2 separate regions of the Homo sapiens genome follow, and region 2 is linked to region 1. Evidence: chromatin contacts called from ENCODE Hi-C or POLR2A ChIA-PET data. All regions are on one chromosome and are shown on one strand. Each heading gives the region's core, a stretch centred on a gene start or an enhancer-like site at or near the end of the contact. The rest is flanking DNA. Distances are from core to core; before and after follow the strand shown. Region 1 overlaps INPP4B (inositol polyphosphate-4-phosphatase type II B). Region 2 overlaps INPP4B (inositol polyphosphate-4-phosphatase type II B).

Region 1 (5,703 bases), core at 845-3,344:
TCATGAATATTACCTAGGTGGCTGAGACTCCATCCTCAAGCAATTGAAATAAAAACAAGTCTGTGCCCGCATCTTTTCTGGTTGTGATATCCCACACTTCATGCCATAAATTCTAAGCTGGCCTAGCACCGCCTATCGTTGCATTCAGACTTGGCTCTTTTTGTGCATGCTCCAAATCCAAGTTCCACTTTGGAAACAACAAGTGTTTGCAGCTTTCTGCTGCTCTTTTCAGTGGGAACATATGTGCTGCTTAAGAAAGGATGAAAATGTTATTCCAAGAAGGAAAGCAGGTCCCCCTGAATACTAAAAGCAATATTGTGAGTCGGTTCATGGAAATCTGTAGTGTTAGGATTAGGCTGAAGAAGTAAGCGGAAAAAGAAATGCAAGGAACCACCTTAATTAAGCCTTTTACCACCCTTTCTCCAGGAGCTGAGGTGGCACCATTTTTTTGAACAACTACCACTGATATGGGAGCCAATAGGATTTCTGTCCAGTACAAGCATATGGCCCATGAGTGGATTCAGCAGTGCACATAGGTTATTGGGGAGGGGCTGCTTCCCTGACCTACCTCTGAACCAAAAGATGAGGCCAGTGTAGCTGGTGGAGAAAGGTTACAGGAAGGGTGGCAGGAAAGTCAGGGCTTCAGTTACCAAAGGTGGATGGCTAAGGGGAGTGGACTCAAGATGGCTGGACTCCGAGTGAATGCACAAAATGGTGTCAGGCAGAAAAGACACATGAAAAAATGCTCATCAACACTGGCCATCAGAGAAATGCAAATCAAAACCACAATGATACCATCTCACACCAGTTAGAATGGCGATCATTAAAAAGTCAGGAAACAACAGGTGCTGGAGAGGATGTGGAGAAATAGGAACACTTTTACACTGTTGGTGGGACTGTAAACTAGTTCAACCATTGTGGAAGTCAGTGTGGCGATTCCTCAGGGATCTAGAACTAGAAATACCATTTGACCCAGCAATCCCATTACTGGATATATACCCAAAGGATTATAAATCATGCTGCTATAAAGACACGTGCACACGTATGTTTATTACGGCACTATTCACAATAGCAAAGACTTGGAACCAACCCAAATGTCCAACAATGATAGACTGGATTAAGAAAATGTGGCACATATACACCATGAAATACTATGCAGCCATAAAAAATGATGAGTTCATGTCCTTTGTAGGGACATGGATGAAGCTGGAAACCATCATTCTCAGCAAACTATCACAAGGACAAAAAACCGAACACCGCATGTTCTCACTCATAGGTGGGAATTGAACAATGAGAACACATGGACACAGGAAGGGGAACATCACACTCTGGGGACTGTTGTGGGGTGGGGTGAGGGGGGAGGGATAGCATTAGGAGATATACCTAATGCTAAATGATGAGTTAATGGGTGCAGCACACGAGCATGGCACATGTATACATATGTAACTAACCTGCACGTTGTGCACATGTACCCTAAAACTTAAAGTATAATAAAAAAAATAGTGTCAGGCAGGTATTTAGGAGTTTGAGGGAGAATAAAGAAAATAGGGGCCTGGAATGTTGTCTTGAGGAGTTGACAGTCTTCTGAGGGAATTTGTTTGGGCAGGAGGTAGCAAGCCGACAGGGAGGCAGCTGTTCAATCCAGATGACTTCCCATACAACACACTGACTCATGGTCTGGGTTTTACCAAATCCTGAGCATGCTTTCCCAAACCAAAATATTCAGGAGAATTGCATTGTGCAGATGGTGGTTGGTTAAGGGCTTGAATTTTAGGAAATGATGTCTAAATTAAGGTTAAAAATTATTTAAGTAATTTTTTTTCCTGAAAATTTGTTTGGGCTTAATGGCTATGTGCTATTGCTCAAATGCCAAATATTTTACCAGTAGAATTAAATTATTAAATTGAAGACACATAAAAAGACAGATTAGGAAGTAAGAGGAATAGGGAAGAATGAGAAAAATAGATGGTTCTAGGGGCATAATGAGCTTCTCATTTTGTTGTCTCCATCTAGATCATCCTTTGGGCAAGAACCAGTTTTGAAGTGCTTAAAGAAGATAACTCCAGTTTCGCTTCAGTCATCAATCATGTGTGATTCTGTGTAGGCAAAAGACAATCTCAATATTCATTTGACTAACTAGGGCTTTGAGGGTGTCGATTCTTCTGTCATAAGATAGTTGACTCACAGGAAATAAAACAAGCTTCATACAGATAAGCTAAAGCTAGAAATGACTAGTGATCCAGGATATAAGAGAAGGAGGAGTTTATAAGTGAGAAAGTAAATCTGGGCTGGCTGGAAAGCAGAGGGTCTAATTACTTGGAGCAAAATCCACCAATTCAACAGTTTGTGAAAGCAACCGAGATCAGACAACTTCGTGGGAAAGAGTAGTTCTAAGAGGATCAGTGTTTGAAGGAAAAAAGAGCATACTTCTCAGAATATTTGGGATCTCCAGGGAGAGCAGTTCAAATGAAAGCTCAGCAGAGTGGCTGCTAGCTCAAAGTAGAAAGCTTCAGAGCCCTAGGCATACAGGAAGTTTCAGAACAGAAGAGTAGTTTACACTACTCAAATTAAATTAAAAAGAACCTCTTCCGGGATGCACTGTAGCCTAGGCAAGATGAGAATATGATGCACCTTCCCTTCTGTTTAAGGTCTTCTTGGCAGTTCTTACTTGCTCTGCCTTCCAAATTGCCAAAAGTTGAGGGCCATAGATTCAGTCCTGACTGTGTGATTTTGGGTTTGTTACGGAGTCTTAGTATCTTCATCTGGGAATGGGGATGATAATTATGTTTATTCTCACTTAGTGCTTGTGTGGATCCAATTAAATAAAATGTGTGAAAAAATGTATTAAATTCCTAACAATGTATTAGTAATATACTTCTCAATTTCATCTATATTAGCTCAAACAACTTGCAAAATAGGAATTATTATCTGCAATTCACAGATAAGGAATCAGAGTTTCAGGGACAGAAAGGGATTAACCCAAGATAATAATTAGAATAATACCATTGGAGAATCACTTATACATCTAGCACTATTCTTAGTGCTTTAGGAATGCTGTCTGATTGAGTTTGCAAAACGACCCAGGAATGATGAATTTTTCAGGATTTTTGAGGCGGTATCAGGATCCAAAGGCTCTCTCAGGCTGGCAGTCCAAATACCAGCCTGGCCCTGACTTCCCTCACGGGCACATGTTGTAAGCTAAAATTTAAGCTCAAATCTCCTTATGTCAGTCTATTTCTATTATTTCAGTTGTCTGTTCTTGTTGTTATTTGTATATGTCTGTTCTTAAAAACATTTCTGCAAGAAGATTGGTTGCTTCTTTGATGCTGTCATAACATAGGAATCTTCAGGTTACATTGCAATAATTTTGGCTCCCCAATTCTACACAGGTATGCAGTCAACAGATACGCAGTCTAATTATAGAACTCAACTTGTTCACCTCCAGCCTATAAGCTGATTCTTCTTGTCAATTTTCTCTAAAAGAACCCCAAGGCCAAAAGACTCTATTTCTCTAAAATATAATATATTCATTTGCAAACAATGAAATTTTAAAGGTTAAATATTCATTTGAAATTTTAAAATGGATTACTTTTTACAAATAATTGTGTTGGCAATAATTATGAAACATTTCAAGGGAATATATAAATATATTGATTTATTTTATGAATAAATGTGTGAGGATAAAGCAATGGAATTCATGCATATCAGCCCATAGATATTTATTGAACGTCCAAATGTGCCCAATATGATTCTAGGTGACAGTTTCACAGCATTGAACAAGAAAATAAATTCCCCATTTTATGGTGCTTATAGTCTAGTATGACAAGAAATTTTTTTAAAAAACAATGAGAATTCTAAACAGTGTAATAAACTTGAGAGTGTTAGGGACTGGTAGATCAGGCAAATGTTCTCTGATGAGGTGGCATTTGAGCTGTGACCTAAAACATACCAAGGAACCAGCTAAGGGGGGACAATAAGTATGAAGACCCAAACATCTGACCTATTTGAGAAGCAGAAAGAAGCCCCATGGGTTGATAGAGAGTGAGCTAGAAAATTAACACAAGGTAAGGTGAGAATGGCCTGCTCCTTAAGACCCATTTTGATTTTACTCTAAGTAAAATTGAAGCCATTGGAAGATCTTAACTAGGGGAGTAAAGAAATTACATTTCCATTTTTAGAAGACTGGCTTTTCCATCAGGTGGAGACTGAGCAGGGACAAGAATAGAAACAGACTCACGAGGACTTGCCTGCTGGCGCAGGTGAGAGTTCACAGTGGCTTGGAATTGAAGGACAGTGGTGGGGATGGAAAGGGGTGGTGAAATTCAGAATATGTTTTCAACCTACAACTTACAGGACTTGATGATGGATTTAATGTAAGGTTAGAGAAAAAGAAGAATCAAGAAGGCATTATGGTTTGGGGATTTGAGTAACTAAGTGGATGGTGGTGTGCTTTATGGAGATAGATACCATGGGGGAATACAATATTTGGGGGGACAAAAGTAAAGATTTAAAAACTCAGGTTCTGGCCATCTTAAAATTTTTAAGATAACCTCCTAAACAAGCGAGTGGTGTTATCTGGTAGCCAGTTGAATATGGAAGTAGAAAGCTCTGTGGAAAAGTGAGAGCAAGAGTTACACATTTTGAAAACAAAGGCTTATAAATATTACCTAAAGCTGTGGGCCTTGGAATTGCTTAGAGGGAAAAGTAATTTGCACTGGGATAAAACTGACATTCTAAATTTGAGCAAATTTTGACCTGGGAATACCCGTATGCTCAAACGGACTTCTGCCACCTTATCACTGTGGATAACAGCTGAGAATAATCTCTTTGTCACTGGTAGAGCTGATGGAGGAGTAAGGGACAGAGAACTTAAGCTTTGGGCTTTCTTCTACCAGAAATGCCACTGCAGGCAAGTCACTTAACCACTCAAAGATTTAGTTTCTTCCACTACAAAACAGGAATAACATTGCCTTTGCCAACTACAAAAGCTCAAATAAGAAGCATTTGGGGCAAAGACTGTTTTGTACAATAGAAATGTAAGAGAACTTATCTTTAATATTTAATTGCACTCCATTAGGTCTCTTCATGTCCCCATGGCGTGGTCCCCAAGTGACTTAAGATACATTTGGATGCCATCTGCTCAACAAGAAGACTGACTGACAAATTTCAAGCACACAGACAGCAACATCAGGGGACCTCTCTCTCTCCCAACCCTGGTGGCTTTTGATTTTACAGAAAGCAAAAGCATCTGATAAACAAAGCCCTGAGGTAGTCCTGATTCCTCAATTACCCCTAAGTAGCAACAGATGCTGCACAGAGGGACTTGCTTCAGTGACCAATGCTCTCAGTAATTAGACAATGGAGGGAGAAAGTAATTAGGTAAACCACAAAGAAGTAGAAATAAACTGTATGGGATATGTTGGTCATGGATGAAAGACAAATTAAAAAAAAGTATAAAGGAAACATCTAGGAAAAAATAACTAATAAATAATTTGCTTAATCCATGTTGAATAATCAATTTAAGCCTGTGAAGTTAAACCTGATTAAAGATATCCCTTAATTAAAAAGTTCCTACAATGTATTACTTAGAAAGAAACATGACAAGAAGAATAGATCTATTTTATGTCAACAACAGTTCAGTTAAATGATATAGTCCTGGCAAGGAGAAGTGGGAGAGAAAAGTTTGAGGTCTTATATACTTCT
Region 2 (4,890 bases), core at 1,502-4,001, 400 kb after region 1:
CATTTATTTGATAAAAGATAAACAAAGAAATGCCAGTGGATCTCCTAGAAAACAAACCTCTCCAGACAAATCATCACATGGAGCCAAAAATCTCTGGATGAACAGAGCCCAGAGTTTACTTGTAGGAGTCAGTTGGGTTAATGCAGTAAATAAGTATAACACAATGTTTCTCTAATATCAATTTTTTCTTGTCTTTCGTTTGTCCTTGTGTTACTAAGAAATGGAATGATGTTCGGGGTTATTCAATGGAGCTTTGCTCTATACTTTGTCACTGGCAATAAAGCAATAAAGAAATAAACAATATCACATAAAATAAGTTGGCAAAGCTTTCTCATGGCACATATTATAGATCTGAGCTAATAAAAAGTTTCATCTAAAAAGATCACAGTGCAACCAACAAAATACATGAATACTAAATCAATGATTTATAATATATTGGGGCCTTATATCCTAGGAAACAACAAAGTAACTGATGTAACCTCTTATCTCTCCCTTCCTTTTATTATGCTTCACTTTGTGTCTTTGGGAAGTATTTATATTCTTAACCGAAATTTGAGTACTCAATAAAACAGTGTCAACTGCTTTAAAAGTCATGATACTAGTTTCTCTAATCAAACCCCAAAACACTCTATTCCAAATCACCAGACTGCTCCCAATTTGGTGTTACCCCCAAGAGGAAGAAAAAGTTATAGAAAAGAGCTCAACCTTTCCTTCAAATGTGGACTGACTGGAGAGTGCTTACAGCTGCAGGCTGAGGGGATTCTTACTTGGAAGTAGCTGAAAAATGGGACATACATTTCCCCTATCAGGGTGTTCCACCATTACTGTGCAAAAGACAGAAGGGGAAAAATGGTGAGAAAGCAGGTAACAGGGAAAAGGAGAATCATGCATCCTCTCTAGAGGAGATTGTATTTTAAGTACAATATCTTCAAGCAAAAACAAAATGTCAGTGGAAGGCTGCAGGCAATGGGGAGAATGTTTCTTCATCACCCACATCCCCAGCCTTTTCCCCAACATCCCAGAAGTTAAAGGAAAACTACTTAAAGCATGAAATAATTGGCAAACATGTTAGCATAAATTGAAAAATGTGTCTATTTTTTCTTGAGACAGTATAAATTAACAAAATGCTAAGATAAAAATGAAAACAAAGATAGAAAATAGATACCACTATCTAGTTCAGTTACCTACTACTAACTACCTTGGCCATGTAATCTCTCTGTTTTTCTCCAAAATCATTTTACAGAGTTATTGTTATTGTATGAAGAGGGAAAGAGATGTCATGGCCCATTTCATTCATTTTGGCTGACCTAAAAGCTACACATAGAACTCAGGAGCAACTGAAAGACTTCCCAATGGCCAAAGCTGGAAAAATTGGAGCAATAAAATTCATAAAGTAGTATGCAATTATAACCCAAAGCATAAAATAAATATCCATGAGTCCATAGTGATATAAATAAATGATGGATTAAATATAGAAGAGACAAAACTCCTGTGAAAAAGGATTTCAGATAATATGTGCAGACACTCTAATCTCAAGGGGATGGAGCATAAGTTCCCCCATTCCCATTCCTGAAGTGTAGGCTGTGCACAGTAACTCCCTTCCTTCGAGTCCAATGTGGAAAAGAGGAGGGAGAGAGTAACGATGGGGTGCTGCAGTGGAGACTCCTGATAAACACTACCTTATCAGGTGATCAAGGTTCACATCAACAGTATTAAGCCATGTGGCTAATATGTACTTTTCATATGATGTGAGGAGACTGACATTTTACTTCTCTGGTCTTCCTCCCAAGAATGCATAAATCCAGTGGAATCAGGAGGAAACACCAAATTACTCTAGAGGGGTGTCCTACAAGATGCCTGGACTGGTATTCCTCAAAATTTTGAGGTCATTACAAACAAGGAAAATCTGAGAAACTGTCACAGCCAAGAGAAGCCTCAGGAGGCATAACAACTAAAATATAACGTGATGTACTGGCATTAGATAAAAACTAAAGAAATCTGAATAAAGGATAAGCTGTAGTTAATAATGTATCAGCACTGGTTCATTAATTGTAACAAATGTACCATACTAATGTAAGATGTTATTAATAGGAGAAATCAGATGTGCAATGCATGGAAACTCTATTTCCTTAATGTTTTTGTAAATCCCATACTGTTCTAGGATAATGTTTACTTTAACTAAAGTTATACTAATATAACTCTATTGTGCCACTCAGAGGTTTCCGTCTAAAAAAACAATTACCTTCATGCTATTCATTCTTTTAAACGTAAGCTGTGATGAAAAAATCAAATCTGACACCTGAAACTATGTCTTTCTGCAGGGATCTAGTTGTCATTAGATTTTTACTCTTATGAAGACAAATTATATAAGTAAAGCTTAACAAAACATTAGCTTAATTCCATATATATTTTTATAAGTATTTGCCTCATTCTCTGTTTATTTTTCTTTATCCCAAATCAGGTGATTGGAAGAAAACACATTTCAAAAATTAAGGTGCCCTGCTTTAAAGGGTAGGTGAGAAACCTACTCCAGAAAACCTCATTTTTCTTCCATAGGTAGTTATTAATTTTATTTTCACTTTTGTAAATTGCTCACTTTGTACTCAAACAAGATGCTTTTTTTCCTTTCACTGTAGGCCTTGTCCACTTACTGTGTAAAGAAGCAAAAGAAAAATAAAGGTCTGTTTTCTATTGTGAAGTCGTAATGCAAAATGTGTGTCCCCACCAGTGTTTCTGTGGCAACAGACTGATGTCAGAGAAGTGAGCAGGCTGACTCACTCCAGGACAGAAAGAAATGCATGTCTTCTGCTTCTCTTCCTAGCAGGCCCTCTTGGGGAAATACCTCTGCCTTTGTACCCAAGATTGAGCCTTTAGGAATAGATATCTTATTGAAGGGATGTATTTCTATTCTTCATTTTTAGGGTTGTAAGATTTAGAGAAGAAGATATTTCTCAGAATAAATTAAGTCAGGGTAAACTCAAAGTTGCTAATTTCCATTTCGTAAGAAATTATTTCATCAATAACATTATGATGATACCCTTTTAAATTATGTTTTTATAATTTCAATGCCCTTTTGTTAAATATTCTACCATAGGAAAAGTTAAGAGTTAGTGTGAGAAGGAAAAAGGATCTTCCCTTTAAAGATCGTTGAAGTTAAGAGTTAGTAACGATCTTAAAGGATCTTCTCTTCTCCCATTAAATCTTAACTTCCAGTCATTTCTCTAGGGCAACAGGCTTAAATTATTTCTCATCTTAAAAAAAACAAATAATAACAATATCCCATGGTGCCTAACTTCTTTAGAAAGTTGTGCATAAATATATAAAAATATACCTATACCTACATATGCGTATGCATACAGAAATATATATACATATATATATACATACACACACACATATTCAGCCATTACTCTTCCCTCATGGAAATGTTCTTAGGTACCCGTTATTTTTTCTTAATAGTATATTTGGATGTTCAAAGTAAAACTGTCATTTAACAACTATTAAGTACCTACTGAGTTCCAAATACCACTCTAGATATTGGGAAACAAATAAGGTATAATACACGCTTTCAAATACATTTAGAGTTTTGTGGGGAAGTGTTCTGGGTTGAATAGTGCCCCCAAAACTTTATGTCTACCTGGACCTCACAATGTGACCTTAATTGGAAATAGGGTCTTTGCAGATTCATTGAGTAAAGTTAATATGAGTTAGTATAATAAGAATTGATATAAGAATGGTTTCAGTTTAAATAAAACTCTTTAAAATACTGATACATACCAGTCCTTCTCTGTCAACATGGTTGTCCTAGATAAAAAATTATAAAGGACATAACAATGAAGATGGGGATCAGGGAGGAAATGGCATTTCATTAGTTCCTCAGTGGTTGATAAGCCTGTTCTTATACCTTGTATTGCACTCATTCATTTAACAAAGTGGTTGATCATTCTGACTACAGTATAAGAGTTTTTAGTGAGGTTTCCAGCCATCCCTAAAACTTTAAAACATAATACTAAAGATGTGTGAAATAAAATTATCAGTCACATATCTGATGAGTTTCCATCAGACAAGTGAGCAGGCCACTCAAAGCCTCTTCAGCCCCCTTGCTTTCTCCTCGATTATCCAAGCTTTACAAAGTCAAACTGCATATGGAGTGCTTTAATCTTTGAACGTACGGCTGCATCAGACCTTTCCCAGCTCTTCTCACACTTTTAATGGATCCAATTCACCTCCTTTCCAAGGAGCATGTCTAGGTAAGTGACAGGGTGACGATAATGCCTTGGCCACACAGGCCTCAGAAAAGAATGGTGACTAACGATTAAATGCTTAGCATGCCAGCCCACATAAACCACAAACCATGAAGCCAGGGATTAAGACTCACTGGCAGCACATCGCCCAGGAAGTCAGCTTTCAACTAGAACTAAATCAGTTTTAAATAACAACATTTCTTGGGTCTCTTCCATCATCATATTGTGCAACTTTATACTTCGGGTTTATTTGGACTAAAAATATAAAAACATCTAAACCTACTTTATAACTGCTATATATTGACGTTAAAAGGAAACCAAAATAACAATAAAAGACACCAGGAAATTGGGACTTCTTAGATAAACTTAGCTGTGTGGTATTTTGCTTCCCTTTCACTAGAATTAGAAAAATAAATGGCCCACTTTCTAGAAGTGGAGAGTGAAAGGGAGGGAAAGAGAAAAATTGAGAGGAAGAAAACATTTAAGTAACAAGAAAGCAACAGGATAGGAAAAATATCAAGTCTTCAGAATAGTAAGGAAATGGAACTCTAATAATGTTAAAGAATGCAAAGATGATAAGAAACCAGCTACTCTTGGCATCGTATGAAAAAGTGTGAGAGAAGAACCTGAACTATGTGCAGCTTGC

What was found. Hi-C counts contacts between places; a loop is a spot of excess contacts on that map. ChIA-PET counts read pairs that join two places held with the same protein, here RNA polymerase II (POLR2A). Pooled maps may share reads with other maps.
Region 2: a pooled map shows a loop between it and region 1 (9-fold over the local background). The contact joins two enhancer-like sites. A Hi-C loop is called at or near these places in 1 of 168 maps with a recorded cell type or tissue (chondrocyte) and 9 of 50 pooled maps. POLR2A ChIA-PET finds 5 or more read pairs at or near these places in 2 of 52 experiments (activated CD4-positive, alpha-beta T cell and activated naive CD4-positive, alpha-beta T cell).

The regions. Positions count from the first base shown.
Region 1 is chr4:142,414,662-142,420,364 of GRCh38, forward strand. The region is part of intron 5 of INPP4B (inositol polyphosphate-4-phosphatase type II B); the gene reads right to left. Among named protein-coding and RNA genes, the nearest start is that of INPP4B, 430 kb to the right of the region's middle. Within about 2 kb of position 2,095, at least 5 of the 41 ENCODE cell types and tissues checked have a DNase peak (open chromatin) inside an H3K27ac peak, as active enhancers do.
Region 2 is chr4:142,813,305-142,818,194 of GRCh38, forward strand. The region is part of intron 1 of INPP4B (inositol polyphosphate-4-phosphatase type II B); the gene reads right to left. The region is part of intron 3 of USP38-DT (USP38 divergent transcript); the gene reads right to left. Among named protein-coding and RNA genes, the nearest start is that of INPP4B, 31 kb to the right of the region's middle. Within about 2 kb of position 2,752, at least 7 of the 41 ENCODE cell types and tissues checked have a DNase peak (open chromatin) inside an H3K27ac peak, as active enhancers do.